Linked DNA regions of Homo sapiens: region 1 is linked to region 2. The links are chromatin contacts, found by Hi-C or POLR2A ChIA-PET in ENCODE. All regions are on one chromosome and are shown on one strand. The core of a region is the stretch at or near the end of the contact, and the rest is flanking DNA. Distances in the headings are between cores, read along the strand shown. Region 1 has its middle 200 kb from the start of LINGO1-AS2. Region 2 has its middle 8.4 kb from the start of CIMAP1C.

What was found. A loop is a pair of places that touch in the nucleus more often than their neighbours do. ChIA-PET counts read pairs that join two places held with the same protein, here RNA polymerase II (POLR2A). Pooled maps may share reads with other maps.
Region 1: a map of Panc1 shows a loop between it and region 2 (16-fold over the local background). The contact joins two enhancer-like sites. A Hi-C loop is called at or near these places in 4 of 168 maps with a recorded cell type or tissue (GM11168, GM12878, GM23248 and 1 more), 1 of 37 single-sample maps with no recorded cell type and 2 of 50 pooled maps. POLR2A ChIA-PET finds 5 or more read pairs at or near these places in 1 of 52 experiments (HEK293).

The regions. Positions count from the first base shown.
Region 1 is chr15:77,857,530-77,862,035 of GRCh38, reverse strand. No RefSeq gene overlaps it. Among named protein-coding and RNA genes, the nearest start is that of LINGO1-AS2, 200 kb to the right of the region's middle. RefSeq lists an enhancer at 2,772-2,821. Within about 2 kb of position 2,540, at least 3 of the 41 ENCODE cell types and tissues checked have a DNase peak (open chromatin) inside an H3K27ac peak, as active enhancers do.
Region 2 is chr15:75,730,219-75,734,569 of GRCh38, reverse strand. It overlaps the pseudogene DNM1P35. Among named protein-coding and RNA genes, the nearest start is that of CIMAP1C, 8.4 kb to the right of the region's middle. RefSeq lists an enhancer at 2,308-3,239. Within about 2 kb of position 2,614, at least 7 of the 41 ENCODE cell types and tissues checked have a DNase peak (open chromatin) inside an H3K27ac peak, as active enhancers do.

The sequences.
Region 1 (4,506 bases), core at 1,291-3,790, 2.1 Mb before region 2:
GTCTGTGAAATGGGTGGGTGGTGTGTTGAGCTCCGCTTCTAGAACTGCATTCTATGGGGCAGTAGCGTCTTTCTGGAATTAACAGGTATATCTTGAAAATGGGTTCCATGTGGAATTGGTTTGGGAAGCGCTGCACAGCCTCTGCCTCCTGGATACTCACAAGGCACTGTAACAGGTGAAACGCTCCCAGAGGTCCTGGAGTAAAGAAGTCTGTTTTGATTTATTTAACCCCGAGATTCCCAGAGTGTTTTGGCTCTAAATAAGGAAGGTCTATGAATAACACCAAGAACAAGTTTCTCTGGACCACCCTTTGGAAAATGCTGGAGGGGCCGTAAAGTGTGGTGCCTTGTCTTTGGGGATCTGGGGTCCTGAGGCTTGCTTCCCCCATCTGGCATGCAGGGGCTCCCATAAGCGCACCTGCTGATATGGGGCCGAGGAAGCCCTGGAAAATTGGGCCACACCATGGATGCCTTGCTTCCATCTCCTGGCCCGCAGTGTGGTTCCTGGATGTGTTTTGTTTAAACCATGCATTCTTTTGAAATTTGACCTGGTTGTCAACATTTAAAACCTGGGAGATCCCGGCCGGGCGTAGTGGCTCATGCCTGTAATCCCAGCACTTTGGGAGGCCAAGGCGGGCAGATTATGAGGTCAGGAGATCGAGACCATCCTTGTCAACATGGTGAAACCCCGTCTCTACTAAAAATACAAAAAATTAGCCGGGTGTGGTGGCGGGCGCCTGTAGTCCCAGCTACTCGGGAGGCTGAAGCAGGAGAGTGGTGTGAACCCAGGAGGCGGGAGCTTGCAGTAAGCCGAGATGGCACCACTGCACTCCAGCCTGGGCGACAGAGCAAGACTCCGCCTCAAAAAAAAAACAAAAAAAAGCAAAAAAACAAAAACCTGAGAGATTCCACCACAAATTCTGCATTTTAAAGTTCTCTTAAAATGCAAGGAGCCCTGTCAACACAGTGCGCATCTCTCCCTCTGTGGAGCCAAAGAATGGCACGAGCCATTTACAAGCAAAACACCCAACCTGCAAGCAGACAGTGTCCCTCCTGGCGCCCACTGAGCCCCCCAAAACATTGGAGTTTCTGATCTCTTTCAAGGGGAGTATGGGGCTCTCTTCAACAAATTCCTCCTTATGATGGTGACTTATGCCTGGCCCACCCTCCTCTGGGGGTCCTTCTTTGAGGGGCTGAGGCAGGTGGGGCTCGCCGGCTCCAGCATGTTCCTTACCTCCCATGAAGCACCATGTACATGATACAGTCTAGGCTATGAGGTCCACTGGGCTACCCCATCATTACCCTTGGTTCCCATGACGAGGGGGCCAGAGTGGCCCAGGGGCAGCAGGGCTGTGGGAGGCAGAGGGAGGGTCTGCTGCAGCCTCCTCTCCTGTGACCACCTGGGGGCTCAGCTGATGAGGAGATTCACAGCTGCTCAGGTCACCCTGCTCACTGGAGCATGCTGGGTGGGAGAACCACTCCCTGCAAGAGTGAAAAGCTGAGAACACTGCCGACCACGCTGGCACCCCTGAGCCAACCCGCTGCTGCAGAGAGCCCTCTACGAATAGCCCGCTCTGTGCTGGCGGAGGCTGGAACCTGGGGAAATCTGGTTCAGGGCTGCTTGCTGGGGCCCAGGGTGGGGTGGGGCTATGGAGGGCCACAGTCCTGCCCTGGGATGACCGTGGTGAAACAGAACCCTGACTTGCAGGCCCCAGTCTGAGGTGGGGGGAGGGGGCCCAGACCAACCTCCCCAGACTGTTAGGATAACAGGAATTTCCTGCCAGGCTGAGGCTGGCACCAGTTTCGGTTCTGTCCTGGGTGGAGGAGTAGGTCCAGTAGTGGACTCTCCACTCAATGGGGCCTTCACAGGCTCTGGTCCAAAGTCCCCCACACACCCCCATCAGGAGGTCTGACTCTGGCCACCTCCTGCCTCGCCTGAACCTGTCCTGCTCGTGGCCCTCCTCTTCTAAGCCTGTCTGAACACCCCTACCTTGGGGACCCCTCCTGTGTCTTCCTCCTCCAGGAAGCCCCTCTGATCCTCCTTCTCAGAGTTCTAGCCCTCCTCCAAGCTCCATCCCTGCCCTAGACAATCCCTCCTCCCCTGCCATCCAGGGACACGAGGCTTCCCTTCCCCTGGTGCAGCTGGACCTTCTGTGGTGTCTTGAGCAAGCCCCTGGTCCTGTCTGGGCCTCTGCAGACTCAGGGTCTGGCACCTGACTTATACCATGTTGTCATATCCTGTCATCTGGCCCCACATGGAGTCCTACAGGGGACTCTCAGACCCAGGTGTGAGCACTGGCTCAGGCCCCTCTCAGAGGTCTGGGGGCCCAGCATCTGCCCATGGGCCTCCTCTCCCCCTCCTCTTCTCCAGGCTCCTGCCTCTGCCACAGTTCCCTGGAGGTGGCCTTTAGCCTGGCTCAGGGGCTCACACACTCCTGAGGGAGGCAGGGCCAGACTCAGGCAAGGCCTTGGAGGACACATCCCAGTGGGCAGGGCCCAACACTTTCGGGGGTGGGACTACAGGGAGGAGAGGCAGGGTAATTGAGGTTCCAGGTGCCAGGCCCCGCCCAAGGTCACCAGCCCGCTCCTGTTCCTCAGTCTCAGATGGAGCGGAGGGTGGAGGTGGGGAAGAGAGACTAGGGACACAGTAGGGATGGTTATGGAGGACGGGGATCCCTGTCTGATATGGTTAGGCTTTGTGTCTCCACCCAAATCCCATCTTGAGTTATCATCCCCATTTTCCCCACCTGTCAAGGAGAGACCAGGTGGAGGTAATTCGTGGATCATGGGAATGGTTTCCTCCATGCTGTTCTCGTGATAGTGAGTGAGTTCTCACGAGATCTGATGATTTCATAAGGGGCTCTTCCCACTTTGCTCAGCACTTCTCTTTTCTGTCACCTTGTGAAGAGGGTTCTTTGCTTCCTCTTGACCTTCTGCTGTAATTGTAAGCTTTCTGATGCCTTCCTGGCCACGCTGAACTGTGAGTCAATTAAGCCTCTTTCCTTCACAAACTATCCAGTCTCGTGCAGTTCTTTATAGCAGTATGAAAACAGGCTAATACACTGTCCCTGCTGAGGGCTGCCTGGCTGGGCTCTCCCTGCATTGGGACCTAGGTTGTCAGTAGCAGCGGTAGTGCTGGCGGGTGGGAGCTCTCCCCTGCTCCACACCTGCTCCTGAGATGTCCCTGGCACCAAACCACCTTCCCAGCTGTGGGCATGGATGAGGGGAGGGACCAAGATTTCCTATTGCTCTTTTTTTGTGTGTGTTTTGTTGTGTTTTTATTTTTGTATTTTTTTGAGGTGAAGTCTTGCTCTGTTGCCCAGGCTCTTTGGACCTTGGGTGATATCTTGGCTTACTGCAACCTCTGCCTCCCAGGTTCAAGCAATTCTCTTGCCTCAGCCTCCCCAGTAGCTGGGATTACAGGTCCCCACCACCACGCCCAGCTAATTTTTGTATTCATAGTAGGGATGGGGTTTCACCATGTTGGCCAGGCCGGTCTCAAACTCCTGACCTCAAGTAATCCGCCCACCTTAGCCTCCCAAAGTGCTGGGATTACAGGCGTGAGCCACTGCACCTGGCCTTGAGATTTCCTATTACTCTTGAAGTGAGAGGCCCAAGAAGGGTTGGGAGCACAGATGTTTGTGAGTCCACAGGGGCCAGCACTCTCTGTTGGTGGAACCCAGGGTGAACGCTTCTGTGCCCCGGGGTCTCATTTGTCTACCTGACAAGTTCAGTATTAGACCAGATGGGGCCAGAGTTGTGGCTGAAACTCTAGACTCAAATCTCACTAACTGAGCAAGCTTCAGCAAGCCACTGAACCTCCTGGTACCTCAGTCCCTACATCTATAAAATGGACATGACAATACAATGTTCCTCCTTGAGCCATTGAGAGGATTAAATGAGTTGATCTGTATCTGTATCCATGTCTGTTTATGTGTCTGTATGTCTATGTCTGTATCTATATCATATGGTATATACCATGTTAGTGTATTTAAATGTTAAGTATTATCATTATTGCCAGGTCACAGGCCCTTTTGAGAATTCAATAGAACATACTTTTCAGAAAAAATCTGCATCCACATAACCAACTCGGTGCACTATCTTGAGGGGTCGTGAACTGCCTGCAGCTTGCCTGTGCGGTGTGGATAGTGAATGTCCAAGGCCGTGGCAGTCTGACTCTAATGTGCTTTCTTTTTTTTTTCGTTGAAATCTTGGGGTCAAATTAATATACTCAAATAGCTCTAAAGGTCCAATGACAAATAGTCACTTATTCCCTGCCTCCCTCCTGCCCCCCGACCCCATACTCCTCTCTCTGGCACTGGACCATCCAATCTGGCTTCAGCCTTAGCTGTGACCTGTGGTGCCCAGAGTCCGGGGGACAGGACTGCTTCTGTTTCCTCCCCGTGGCCATGAAGCTGGGCTTGGGACTCGCTGCTGAGCTCCGTGGTCCTACCTTCTGAGTGGCTCTCAGATCTGCTCCATGGCTCCGTCCCTCTGTCCCTCCCCA
Region 2 (4,351 bases), core at 1,365-3,864:
GGGCCAGAGCACAGGAATGGCCCAGGCAGAGGTGGCCTGGGCGTGGGCAGAGATGGCTCGGGCTGGGCCTGAGGCATCCAGGGGCTCAGCATCGCATCTCCTCAGGGGGGCCATCTGAGACTGCTGGGCCAGTGAAGAGGCTTCTCCCGGGTACCCACCTGTCCTGTCCAAGAGAGAACAGCCAGCCCCACAGCCCCAAATGTCTCTGTCCTCCAAGAGGCCAGATGTGAATCACAGGAATTTACAGCCCAGCCTGGCATGGGATTTATGAGTCTGCCTCCAGCCAGGGCTGGTGGGGAGTGGCCACTGTCAGCCCCCCATTGCCGCTGATGGATGAGGCTGTTTCCTGTAAGACAAACTCCCTCTGTGGCAGGCAGTGGAGGGAGACACATCCAGGCCCTAGGGCCAACCCCATACCTGTCCCAGAGCCGGATCCCTCGTGCCCTCACAGTCCATGCCTCCCCTTGATCCCCAGCCCTACACAGTGACACGCAAGCAGGAGGTGCACCCAAGGGGCCCAGCTCTTAGCCAGAGCTCTGCCTCCCACACTGCCATCTGCACCCCCTCCCCATGACCTTTAAAACCTTTCCATCCCAGGGCCCAAGCCTTGGGACCAGCCCAAGATGGGATATACCACACTCAAAGCCAGAATGGATCTCTGAGGTAGCCCAGAACACACACACGCACGCACGCACGCATATATACACACACATGCATGCATGCACATACACAGTACACAGATGAGAAACCAGGGTCCAGAGAGGAATGGGCCTTGCCCAAAGTCACCCAGCAGCACAGTGGTGAAGCTGAGACCCCAGCCCACAAGCCCCCTGGACTGGTCATTTCAGTGTCCGGTCACAGTGGACTGTCATATGGCCACAGGGGTAGTTTTCACCTCCAAATGCAGGTGCCTCTCCAGAGAACAGACAGACCTGGGTTTGAGTCCATGCCCCACCACTCTGTGTGTAAAGGTCATAAACTCTCTGTGCCCGTTCCCTCACCTGAAAAATGGGGATCAAAATAACCCCAACTTACCAAGGTTCTTACGAGGTTCAAGTGAGAGGATGCAGGTAGAGCCGCAGGACAGAGTGGGCCCCTGGCACATGCTCCCTGAGTGGTAACAATGGTTCTCCACCATCTCTCGTGTCTCAAGGGGCCCCGCTGCCTGATTTGCTGCGGGCAGGAGGACAGTCATGGTTGGGTGGGGCAGGAGGAGCAAGGAGAGTTTGAGTGTGGGACTGCAGGGCAGGAGTGAGGCCACTTCCTACTGGAGGAGACCCTGGAAGTCTCCCTGGAGGTGGTGGCATCAAGCAGAGGATGTAGAACTCTGTTTCTCTTGCTCTGAAGCTGACTGGGGGCTTCTTGATTGCCACAGGGATGGAGGGAAGCACCCTACCCTGAAAGCCTAGCCCAAGCTTCTGCCCTGGATGACCTGAGGAGGAGTCCCTCCTTTCTCTGGGCATCAGCAAAATGGGGCCGGGAGGACTAGACAACACTCCCTAGAGGCACCTTTCTGCTCTGGCCTTGTTGCAAGCTGAAGAAGGTCCTCCAGACCCACCCTCTGCAGTACCCAATTATTGCCACTGGGCAGCAGCAGGGAGTAAATCTGCGGTCCGGCCTCCTTTCCCTGCCGGCCAGTCCCTCTCCCAGCATCCGGTGGTCTTTGCTCCTCCGTCCCCCCGCCAACTCGCCAGAGAGCCAGAGCTGAGCGTCCTTCACATCCAGACATCTGATGCTCCCCTCAGCCCTGCAGAGAGCCAGCATGCTGGCTGCTTTTCAGATGGGGAAACTGATGGCCAAGAGGTGAGGACTTGCTCAAGGTCACGCAAGAGCCAAGTGTGCCCACAGCGGAGGTGGTGTGAAAGGAGACTGCGGTCACACGGACCTGGCTGGGATCCTGGTCTCCTCACCTCCAGCTGTGTGTCATCGGGCAGGTCACCCACCCTCTCTGAGCCTCAATTGATATAAGTGCTGAACACATGAAGCCACCGCTTTGTTTCCAATAGAGTTTATGCCCCAAGAGTGCAAAGACATGTCTGTCACTCACCTCAGCACCCCCAGAGCCTGGCGCAGGGTGGGATTCGGAGAATAGCGCCTGCCTCCCAGGGCCTGCCTGGCACTCAGCAGACACTGTGTCTCCTCAAACCGCAACCCCCCAACCTGGCCCCAGCCCTGGATCAGCCTCACCTCGCCTCATTCCCCTCCCATCAGTCTTTCCTGCAGGACACCCACCCACCCGGCCTTGAGGGGGGGCTCCTGCTCACCTCCCCACCCCATCCCTCTCGGCCCCCTTTCTCTGTCCTGGCCTCTCCCTCATGTCGCTCTCTCCTGCCGAGCCCCCACTTGGCTCTACGCTGTTTACAAGAGAATGATGACAGTTTTTATTTCTCTGTTTTATCTCCCTTCCTCCCCTGAAGGGAAACGTGCTTCCAATCTTCCAGGAAAAATTGAAGGCTCCGGATGAGAAAAAGCAAACAAAGGACAGTGGGACCATGGGCGTCCCCACCCCCACCACCCGCAGGCCCCACACTCAAACCAGCGCCCGTGCCCACGCCCATGCAGCCGTCCTCCGCCAGGCCCCAAGAACGGCTGTTACTTTGGGGGTAATTGAAAATGTCGATCATTATTCTAGAGCATAAGTAGGTCACAGGGACACAGGGAGCGAGAGAGAGAGAGAGAGAGAGAGAGGAAACCTGGTCATGGGAGAGGATCTGGGGGAGAGAAAGGCCAGCTGGGAGGATGTGGGCGTGGAGAGGAAGAGGGAGCAGAAGGAACGGGAGGGCGGGCAACTCTCCACCAGTGAGCAGGGCCACGGACTCAGGGGGATGTGTCCTCCCACCAGCCCCCCACCACACCCCGAAAGGAGCCGGGTGGCAGGAGCTCCTGTTTAGTCCTCCCGTACCTGAGCAGCCCCGAGAGTGGGTGTCTGTGAGTGCTGGGAGCAGGAGTGGGGACCTGGCTTGTCTTCATGGGGGTGCCCTCTCACGACCACGTGCACAGCGCCCAGAGGCCAGGTCCCAGGCTGGCGGGCTGAGAGCAGCCAGCGGTCCCCTCTCCTGGGGGAATGCAGGGACTCTCCTGACCTCCCTCCCATCACCCATCCCACCTCTCTCTGCATGTCGGGACATCTCATGGTTTGTGGATTTACTACTCCAGGGCAGTGAGGGGCGCCAGTGAGCCTGGGTGGGCACGTATCTGTGCATGAGATGAGATGCCTGGGAGAGAGGGATGGGGCAGGGTGTTTGAAGGCAGTGGTGGTACCAGGTGTGTGTGTGTAGAGTAAGGTGTGGGTCTGTGCATTTGTGTGTGTGTCTTGCCCCACGTGTGTGCGGTAAGGGACGTGTGTGTGCACAGCCCCTACCTGTGTGCCTCCAGATGGTGTGTCCATGTGTCCCTGCAGGCAGGGCCCCTCTTCTGCTCCTGGCCCAGGGCCACCATCCCCCCAGGTCCTGGGAACCTGAGTGGTGATTGGCCTTGGGGTTCCCTCCAGCAACAGTGGAACAACAGACCAGCCCCCACCCCAGCCAGTGTCCAAGAGGCTCGTGGGACTGTGATGTCACCACCAAGCCCTGGCTGAGGTAACCCAACATGGAGCCAGGCCTGTCTTGCCCCCTAGAGAGAAGAGAGGAACCTCAGGTGGGTCTCCTGCCAGGCACCGAGCCTCATCCACCCTCCAACATCTGCTCGTGGTGGGAGAGGGTGAATTCCCACCCTCTCACGGACACAGCCTCAGACCTCCTGGAGGCCAGGGCTCCAGGTGAAGACCAAGTCTTCGTACCCCCGGACCCAGCCAGAGCCTGGCACAGGGCAGGAGCTTAGCAAATGTTTGTTGAATGAATGAATGCACGGATGGGGGCTTTGTGTGTGATCAAGTGCCAGGCTCCGGAGTCTAGTGACCTGAAGATACAGATTCAAGTCCTACAAGGATCAAACCAGGGCTTCCTGCAAGGTCAAGCGAGAACCCCCTGAGTTGTTCAGAAGGGGCCACGCAGCAGTCGGCCAGACCTGGGAGGCCGTGCCTGACCTTCTGCAAGTCACCTCTCTGGGGGCACTACCACAGGAAAGGCAATGTCAAGTGATGGGACTGCTTCATCCAAAGGTCAATCCCAAGCTAAATGACCCTGTCATTTTGCAGGCCGAGGCACAAGGGAGGCCCCATTCATCTTCCCTGGAGTCGGCATCCCTTTGATTGCGGGGCCACCTCTCATCTGAACATCTTCACCCCCCCCCAATATTCCTTCTGAACCCTCCATCCTCCTTCTCCCCTTCTCTTGGGACCATAAACCTACCCCAAGAGTGAGTCCTAGCTCCAGGGCCAGCTCCCAATCCTGCCTCTGTCTGGTGGCAGCTG